Regions from separate parts of the Homo sapiens genome. Here region 1 is linked to region 2. Evidence: chromatin contacts called from ENCODE Hi-C or POLR2A ChIA-PET data. All regions are on one chromosome and are shown on one strand. The core of a region is the stretch at or near the end of the contact, and the rest is flanking DNA. Distances in the headings are between cores, read along the strand shown. Region 1 overlaps YY1-DT (YY1 divergent transcript). Region 2 holds the start of CYP46A1 (cytochrome P450 family 46 subfamily A member 1).

What was found. A loop is a pair of places that touch in the nucleus more often than their neighbours do. ChIA-PET counts read pairs that join two places held with the same protein, here RNA polymerase II (POLR2A). Pooled maps may share reads with other maps.
Region 1: a loop to region 2 is called in a map of tibial artery, with 4 times the contacts of the local background. The contact joins the enhancer-like site here to the promoter of CYP46A1 in region 2. A Hi-C loop is called at or near these places in 4 of 168 maps with a recorded cell type or tissue (CD4-positive, alpha-beta T cell, CD8-positive, alpha-beta T cell, aorta and 1 more), 2 of 37 single-sample maps with no recorded cell type and 12 of 50 pooled maps. POLR2A ChIA-PET finds 5 or more read pairs at or near these places in 1 of 52 experiments (Caco-2).

What each region holds. Positions count from the first base shown.
Region 1 is chr14:100,210,935-100,215,365 of GRCh38, forward strand. The region is part of intron 1 of YY1-DT (YY1 divergent transcript); the gene reads right to left. Among named protein-coding and RNA genes, the nearest start is that of YY1-DT, 25 kb to the right of the region's middle. RefSeq lists enhancers at 2,809-3,309, 3,987-4,036 and a silencer at 3,047-3,766. Within about 2 kb of position 3,162, at least 36 of the 41 ENCODE cell types and tissues checked have a DNase peak (open chromatin) inside an H3K27ac peak, as active enhancers do; they include CD4-positive, alpha-beta T cell, CD8-positive, alpha-beta T cell and tibial artery, where a contact is called at or near this core.
Region 2 is chr14:99,682,431-99,687,000 of GRCh38, forward strand. It overlaps CYP46A1 (cytochrome P450 family 46 subfamily A member 1), which reads left to right and starts at 1,868. Exons shown (of 15, transcript NM_006668.2): 1 at 1,868-2,106. The coding sequence starts at 1,988. RefSeq lists an enhancer at 363-432 and a silencer at 1,673-2,252.

The sequences.
Region 1 (4,431 bases), core at 1,912-4,411, 530 kb after region 2:
CTTTTTTCTGATTATAAAGGTAATATATGCTCATTATCAAATTTTACAATAGTTTGGAAATATATAATACAGAATGTGAAAGTTCTCTGTCCAGCCTGGGCAGCATGGCAAGACCCCGTCTCTACAAAAAATACAAAAATTAGCTGGGTGTGGTGTGCACACCTGGACACCTGTAGTCCCAGCTACTAAGGAGGCTCAGGTGGGAGCATCACTTGAGCCCAGAAGTTGAGGCTGCAGCAATCCCTGATTGTGCTACTGCACTCCAGTCTGGGTGACAGAATGAGACCCTGTCAAAAAAGAAAGGAAAGGGAGAAGGAAGGAAGGGAGGGAGGGAAAAGTAAAAAGAAAATTCTGTTATTCCAGCTCAGATCTAAACGGATCATGTTTTTTGGATAAGTGAATAAACTTTTCTGCCTTCTTCATAAGATGTTGGGTGAATCCAATGAGATAAAAGGTCTGTACCCATTGGGTAGGTGGGTAGGTGTGGTTATTACCCAGGATCCCCATGCCGGGCTCAGGGGGCCTGTGCGAGCCTTTCTCCGCCATCCTCCACACAGTGCTAGAGTATCCAAAGGCCTCCGTGGCTCCCCCCGTACGCGCCCTCCTGCCCGCCAGCCCCAGGTGCCTCAGCCTGGTGCCTCAGGCTCTTCCCAGTGCCCCAGGCTCTTCCCAGTGTCCCAGGTGTCCTGCCCCAGCCCAGGTGTCCAGGCTCAGTTGTCATTCTTCCTCCAGCTCTGAGGCACCAGGCAGCCTCACTCCTCTACTCCCAATCCAGTCTCCACTTCTGTGTCCAGGTCGTGTCCTCTGCCTGGGGTGTCCTCCCTTCTCCCATCACTACCTTTCGCACCCGAGGTCTGGAGGCTCCCAGCCATGGACTGTGCTCCAGGATCCTCTCCGCAGGAAACCAGTTCACGGTTCTCTCAACTTTACCTGCATGGGTAGAAGAAACTTAACAACCACCTCCTGGTTTTGTGGCTGACTGGTTTCGTGTGCTGTACCGGAGGCTCCTAAGGGCCGAGCTCCCCAAGCTGAGCTCAGTTGTCCAAATGGGACTTGCAGGTTCACCCCTCGGGCCTTTGGACTACAGTGTCCTCCTACTCCCTTCCATCCTCTCCTGCATACAGGTAATTCCTACTGACCTTTAGGCCTCACCCAAGCAGCACCTCCTCCGTGAAGCCCTCCCAGCCTGCCCCAGTGGTCCTGCCCTCTCCTTCCCCCCTCCAACTCACACTCCTGGTGCCCCCACCATGCTGGGAGCATCGAGACAGTGGCTGCTTCTCAATCCCCTGCATCACCAAGTCTCCCTTGGCTGGGGTGACCACGGGTGCACAGGGTGAATGAAATCAGAAGTGTATTTGGTTTTTGTCTTAATGATGACTTAACCATTTTAAGAAGTGTTATCACTCAAAGTAGAGTTCCCTCCAGAGGGCATGGGCTTATTCTCACATGTGGCCAACTCTCCCATCACCTTGGCCTCTGCAGAGGCCCTTTGAGCTGATGTACCGGATAGCAGTGTGGCCAGGGCAGGCTGGATGGAATCCCTCATGCACCACTTGCCAGCTCCCAGACCAAGGGAGCCAGCCTTGACCTTTCCCAGGGCCAGGTTCCCCACTGGTGAAATGGGATCTTAGGACACGACCTGTGAGAAGGTATGCAAGACCCCCCTCAGGAGCCTGGTCGGAAGGGCTGGTGACACAGCCTTTGCTGTTGCCAGGGGAGGGTGCCCAAAGATGAGTCAGGCGGCTGCTGACTGCAAGATGCTTAGAAAACATGGTGGGCATGACCTTTTCCATCCATCCATCCATCCATCCATCCATCCATCCATCCATCCATCCAATAAACATGCGTTGAGCACCAGTATTGAAATGGGCCCTAGGGATGGAGCAGCCCCAGCCCAGGCCTTGCCTAGCTCAGCCCAGCAGGAGGCCAGGCCTGAACACAAACCCCTGAGATCAACACACAGGCTCTGTGTGGAGCTGGGAAGATACTAGACAGCAAGAGAAGAGAGGAAACCCCATGCTGGGGGTGGCATGGGGTAGGGTATTTTCAAGGAGACAGGAGGTTGGGGTGGCAGAGGGGGCAGGGGGATGGGAAGGCCCAGCAGAGGGAACAGCATGTGCAAAGGCCCAGAGTATGAAAACTGGCTCTGTGCTTCTCTTTAGGCAAACACCGGGGTCAGGGAGGCTCTTCCTCTCTGCCCCTCCCACTGAGCTCTTCACACCCCGTCACATGGGTGGGGGTTCTTAACCTGGGATCCACAGAGAGAGGGGAGGGGAAGGGAGGTCAGAGGATAGAAGCCAGGGGGCTTCTGAATTTGGGTTGAAGGAATGTATGCGATCTCATTTTCACCCACCTCTGATATTAAAATTCCCACAGTAGTAGGTGTTAGCTGTCCCTGTGACTTTGTCACCAAGAGAAACCCAGATATATTCATATCACATTTCAGCTGTTGCAGAAATCTCTAAATATCATTTATACTCACTGGTATTTCAAAATCATGGTGAATATTAGACTTGCAACTTTAGTCTTGTTATTTAATGTGTGAGTAAAATACATTATTACATGTGTGTTAAGAATTTTATTAACTGTTACTGTATTTCTTTTCTCTCTTTCCTTCTGCAAGTCTCACTCTGTCGCCTAGGCTGGAGTGAAGTGGCACCCATCTCGGCTCACTGCAGCCTTGACTTCCCAGGCTTAAGGGATCCTCCTGCCTCAGCTCCCGAGTAGCTGGGCCCTCAGATGTGCTCCACCACGCCCGGCTAATTAAAAAAAAAAGTTTTTGTAGAGACGGTCTCACTATGTTGGCCAGGCTGGTCTCCAACTCCTAGGCTCAAGCGATCCTCCCGCCTCGGCCTCCCAAATTGTTGGGAAAACCGGCGTGAGCCCCGCGACCAGCCAACTATTTACCATAGTAGCCTTCCTTCCTAATCTTGTTATTTTATTCATCTAAAAATATTTTGAGAGGGGCTTTGTAGGCTTCCCCAGGCTGCGTCAGGGTCGGGATCTAGAGCGAGGACCAGGCTGGGGCGAGGGCGCCGTGTTCTCAACTGCAGGGCCTGAAGCGGGGCGGGAGGGTAAGGGCGCACACTACCCAGGCAGGGACAGGGACCCCGCAGAGCCTGCCAAGGGGCAGCCACGCGGCCCACGGAGCCGGAGATGAGGGAGGAGCCTGGCCCGCGCCCGGCCCCCGCTCGGGTCGGTGTAGCCCAGCCCCAGCCTCCCAACTGCTGAGGATGAGAGCAGGGCCGCGGCCTTCGCCCGGCGCAGCGCCTGCGTTCCCGCCGCCCTTCCCAGTGCCGCGAGGAAGCTGCGGCAGGAAGAAGGGCGGAGGTGCCCCGGGCGCCTGAGACGCCCGGCAATGGCCCCGCTACTCTCGCCGCGCACACGCAAAGCCGCTTCCCAGGCAGTTGCGGCGTTCGGGGCCCGCTTCCTCTCGGGCCGGGCCTTCGCCGGCCGCCTGCCCGTACAGGTGTCCCCCGGCTCCGTGACTGCGACTCTCCCAGCGGAGAGGGTCTCCCAGGAAGCAGGGGCGAGGAGCCCTCGAAGGTCTCGGGCGGCAGCGGCTCTCGGCGCAGAGGGCGGAGGGTACGACCGCGACACAGGCGGGGCGGCAGCTAGCTCGCGAGGTGCACCCGGCACAGGCCCCGCCCCGCGCTTCCGGCTCTCAGGGCCCTCGTGCCCCGCCCCGCCCTCCTCCCCGGGGCCCCTCGTCCCCCGCGCCCGCCTAGCCCCGCCCCGGCTGTGCTGGATCCTCGACGCCCATCGCCAGGGGTGGAATCCCAGCCCCGCCTAACACAGGTGGAAAGAGGCGCAGAGAGGCCTAGTGACGAGCTGGGATCACAGGGAGTTGATGGCAGCGCCGGGAGAGCCCAGGCTCCGAACTCCCGGGCTGGGTTCTGCCCCTACAGCCCGAAAAGAAAGCAAGGGAGCCGGTGAGGGTGACACCCAGATAGGGGCGAGATGCACATTTCGTGTTCCCAAGGTGGTGTCTGTAGTAAGATAAGTGAAACTCGAGGCCCAAACGAGGACAGAGCTCAACACACATTCTATTTTTTCAAGAAGGCAGGGAGGCTCCGAGTCAACCTGCTGAGTCAAAATCCAGACCCCAAGCATTCCTAAGCCGGGCCAGCTTCAGCCTCAGTGCCCCACGCCTCGGTTTCCTTATCCGTAAATTAGCGTAGTGTGTAGCTTGTACTTACTCAGGTAGATAATTATACGCCTTTTTAAAGCGGAGAAGAGAAGAAATGCTCTCATCCATTAGCAGTGGGATTCTGGGTGATTAAAACTCGTTTTTCAGTGCTCACCTGTCGAGTGAAAGCTGTCTTATTTCCACTCACTGGAGAGCTCTGGAGACTGGAAGCTGTGAGTCTTGGTTACTGATGTATTCCAGCTCCATATGGTGCCTGGTGCTTCGTATGTTTTGTTGACCGA
Region 2 (4,570 bases), core at 618-3,117:
GCCTCTAAAACTTTTAAATACATTTTCACTCCTGCTCTAAAACTTGCCTCTCACTCTGCCTTACGCCCCTCAGTCGAATTCTTTCTTCTGAGGAGGCAAGAACTGAGGCTGCTGCAGACCCATATGGATTTGCTGTTGCTAACAGTACCATTGTTCCAGGGGTCTGGAGAGACAAGGCAAGAGAAAGTCCTCTTCAGACAGTGCGATGCACTGTGTAATCTCAGGGAGCCGTTCCACAAACTGGATACTAAATGTGATGCCGTCACATTTCTTTTCTAGCTAACCACCCCAACCCACCTTCCAGTGCGCAGGAATCCACACCCTCCTTCTTGCAGCCTCATCCTCCCTCCAAATTGCCCTCAAGCCCCGGAGCTTTCACAGCCCACAGGGGACCTGGTGGCTCCGTTCCACACCTCACCCCAGCAGGGCCAGCCTGAGTTACCCTGTGGGCCTGCGGCTGCCTGTCACCGCCGCCACACGGGGGCGCCATAGCAAGCCAACATCCCCGAGTCCAACTGGGCGGCCGGGCCAGGCGCCGGGGGGATGGATGCTCTGCTGCCCACCTGTCCAGGCTGCGGTGGCCCCGAGGGCAGAAGTCCCGCCTCCTCCGTGCTGGGCACGGCTCTTAAGACTTGGCCGTCTCCGTCGCCCCTCAGCCCACACCCCTAACAGCCATGTCCCATGTCCCTAACTATACCTGGGAAGGCGGTACCAAGGTCCCCTTCGTTTTCCAACCCCCAACCTCTCCAGGACTGGCTCAAGCGTGGGGCAGGGGCATTGCCTCTTCTCAGAAACCCAGCAGCATCTACACTCCCTGGGCCTCTACCTCCAGCCCGGGGGACCTTTACCTGGGCTAGGAGTGGGCACACCTGGCCTTCCCCTGCCACGACTTTCACGCTGGGTGGTCCCTCGGGATAGGAATTGGGAACTAAAACGCCCAGAATTGGCCTCATCTTCATACGGGATGGGCAAGGAGACGCGGGTTACGACAGAGGGGGAAGCCCTGGTCATTATTTCGAAAATACCTTCTCCTCCGCTACCCCCGCCTCCCCGGCACATTTCCCGCTTTCCCTGGAGGGCGGACCCAGATTTTCATCCCTCCAACTCCAACTCCTTCGGGCCTGAGCCAGCGCCTCAGATGGGGCTTCGCCTGGTCTAGGAGGGTCCGCAGGCCCCCGAGTCTCTGGGAGAACAGCCTCCGGCCACGCCGTGCGCTCTCGGTCGCAGACACAGGCGTCCCTGGGTCCCGCAGGATCCTGCCACCAGCCCGCGGGCCCCGCTGGCGGACCACGGGCGCTAGGCGTGGACTGTCCGGGCGGAGGAGGCGCCCCGGGGCAACTGGAGAACAACTTTGGGGGTCTGGGGTTCCAAGGAGAAGTTTGGGAACAGTCGGCGTTATGCGGACTTTTGCAGGCTGGGATGGGGTTTCCGGGCAGGTTTGGGGGAAAAAGGAAGGGGCCTAAGACCGCGCGCGGAAAGATGCCGTTATTTGGAGGCGCCGAAGCGGGCGGAGCCAGCCAGCAGGACTTCGCGCCGCCGCCGGGCCAGAGCGCTGAGGATCGGCGTTGCCAGGGACAACGCGTTCTGGGCGGAGCTGCTGCTGGGGCGGACCTGAGTCTGAAGAGGTGGGGGCGGAGCCTGGGGGGCTGAGCCAGAAGCGGAGTTGTGATTGGTGAAGACCACATGCTCGGGGTGGGGCCTGGGCTGGGGCGGTGTGGAGGTTGGGGCGGAGCTCTGGGGGGCGGGGCGGGGCGGGGGAGGGCCCGGAGCGCCGGAGCCGGAGGCGGAGACGTGGTTGGCGGGGACTGTGCGCCCTGGGAGGGGTCGGAGTCGGCGGGGGCGGAGCCGAGCGGGCGGGGAGGGTGCTGGGTCGCGCCTGGCCTGGGGCCGAGGCGGCGCGCGGCGCTGACAGCTGAGTCGGCTCGCGGCCTCCCGGCCCCCTCGGCGCCCGGCCCGACCCTGGCCTGGCCTGCCCTGCCCCGGAGCCATGAGCCCCGGGCTGCTGCTGCTCGGCAGCGCCGTCCTGCTCGCCTTCGGCCTCTGCTGCACCTTCGTGCACCGCGCTCGCAGCCGCTACGAGCACATCCCCGGGCCGCCGCGGCCCAGGTGAGCGGGGCTGGGGGCGGGGCCTGGCTGGGGTGCTGGGACTGGGGGCCTGGGGACAGCGTCTAAGCCGGCGTCCAGGCCGGGGGTCCGGCCTCGCCTAGTGCGCGCGGCCGCTGGGAGTCGGCGGCCCCGAGAGGGGCGCTAACTATTCTTAGTAACAAATTACTCACAGCCGCAGCAGCTGCTGGGCGCCCACCGCGCACAGCTGGGCCCCACAAACGTGATGGCAGCCACAGCCCTTTCAGGTAGGCGCTATTGTTAACCCATCGTTCAGACGAGGAGACTGAGGCGCTCAGAGGCGAAGTCACCTGCCCAAGGTCACACGGTTGGTAAGCCTAGATTTAAGCCCAGGTCAGCCTGCCTCCAAAGTGGGCGCTGTTAACTTTGGGACTTGGACAGGGTCAGCCTGGATTGGAGCACGCTGTACTTCAGTCATGTTTCCTTTTGCTTGTATTTCTGTTCTGGGACACCCCATTTGTCTTCTCCTTAGTACTTACAATTGCATTCTTGGTCCCCACCCCCACGCAACTTACACCCCCCTCAACTTGCCAACCCCCCCCCACCCCCAGCTTAGCTTTGTGAAGCTTAAATTAAATGTGTCATTTCCCTGCTCCAAGGGCTTCCCATCACTTGACAACTAAATGCAGTTCTAAATTAAGTCGGCTGCATGGCCCGCGAGGCCCCTGCCGAGCACTCAGAACCCACTCTGCAGCTTGCTCTTTCCTCTTGCTTTCTCACTACTGCCCCCAGCCTTTCTTCTCCCAGCCTCCCCCTCCCCCCGCCCCCCCCGCAGCTTCCCTCCCCCCGGGTCCTTTTCTCAAGCCTGGGCCTGGCGGGCTTCTTCCTCTGCTTGTCTCAAACAGGCCTTGCCCAGCACCTTGTGTAAAGACCACCCAGCCCCAGACTTCTCAGGGGCCATCACCTCTGAGGTTACCTTCTTTCCACCTGTTGACTGTCTGTTCACCTGTTGACTGTCTCCCCCTCTAGAATGTGAGCCCCGGGAGGACAGGGACACTCTGTGTTCGCTTGTGTATCCCCAGTGCCTGGCGTGTTGCAGATCTCAATAAATATTTGTTGAATGAATGAATAAACAATTGTATTAGACACACTTTTTAAAATCTCAGGACATGAATATTCTGGAAGGCACCCATCTCCAGCACAAGCCAGATGTACTGGCGTTAGAAGCCTGAATCTCTGCTTGATGGGTTCAGGAAAGATCTCTGTGGCTGGTGACATAGGGAGGCACCTGTTCTCCCTGCTGGCTCTCTGCCCTTCTGGTGCTCTCTCTCTCTCTCCTTGCTTAGCTCCTCTGCCTTCTACTTTACCTGGATGCTTCTTCCCCCAGCCTTCCAGGTTTGGCTTCAATGCTAACTCCTCAGGGAGGTTCCTCCTGCTCCCCCAAAAATATTATGTTCATTTTATAAACCCTGAAATCACTGTAATTTTCCTTTACAGCATAATGTTAATTGGGCAATTATTTGTGCAAGTTTTTCCTAAGTGTCTCTTTTCCATGGGCCCCCTGTCTGTCTCAGTCACTGCTGCATCTCCGACATGTAGCAGCACATTGTACATGCATAGTAGACACTCTATGAATAGCAATTCAAGGTTGAATGGTGGAAATCTCCCGTGAGTTCCGTGGTGGACACTATCACCCTCTCAAGTTTTCAGAGAAGCCATCAGCACTTAGAATTGAATGAGTTTGGTGCTTGTTCTGATAAGTTTCATCGTTACTTGGTCTTCTCATAAACTCAAATGACCTGTTCTGGTCTCTGTGTCTTGAGAAAGCAGAATTTAAATCATCTTAAAAAAAATTGAAATGTAACTTGCATTCCACAAAATGTATTCTTTAGTGTATGATTCAGTGGTTTTTGGTACATTCACAGCACTGTGCAGCCATCGCCACCGATTTCAGAACTGTTTTGTCACCCCAGAAAGAAACCCCGTACCCATTAGCCATCACTCCTCATTTTCTCCCACCCCTCACAGCCCTGGCAACCATGAATCTGCTTTCTGTCTCTGTGGATTTGCCTGTTCTGGACATTTCATATAAATGGAATCATACAATATGTGGCCTTTTGTGTCTGGCTTCTTTCACTTAGTATAATGTTTCAAAAGTTCATTCATGTAGTAGCATGTATCCTTATTGCTTTCCTTCTTATGGCTAAATTCTTCCCAAATCTTATACCACAGAGTCTACATGTGACCTGAGTGTGTGGGGTGCGGAGGGAGCAGTGGGAGGAAGATGAATATAATCATGATTGGGCTATTTATTCTAAGGAGGTGAACTGAACAATGCATATATAAAAAGATTTTGGATTAAAAATTGGTTAGTGGTCAAATATAAAACTGCACTAAATGAAAGTTCTGGAAACTCTTCTAGCAGAAACCCGATGCCTTGACATTAAAAGCCTGGATCTTTAAACTATGATTGGCGATACTGTGGTTGACGAGAGATCTGTGTGTT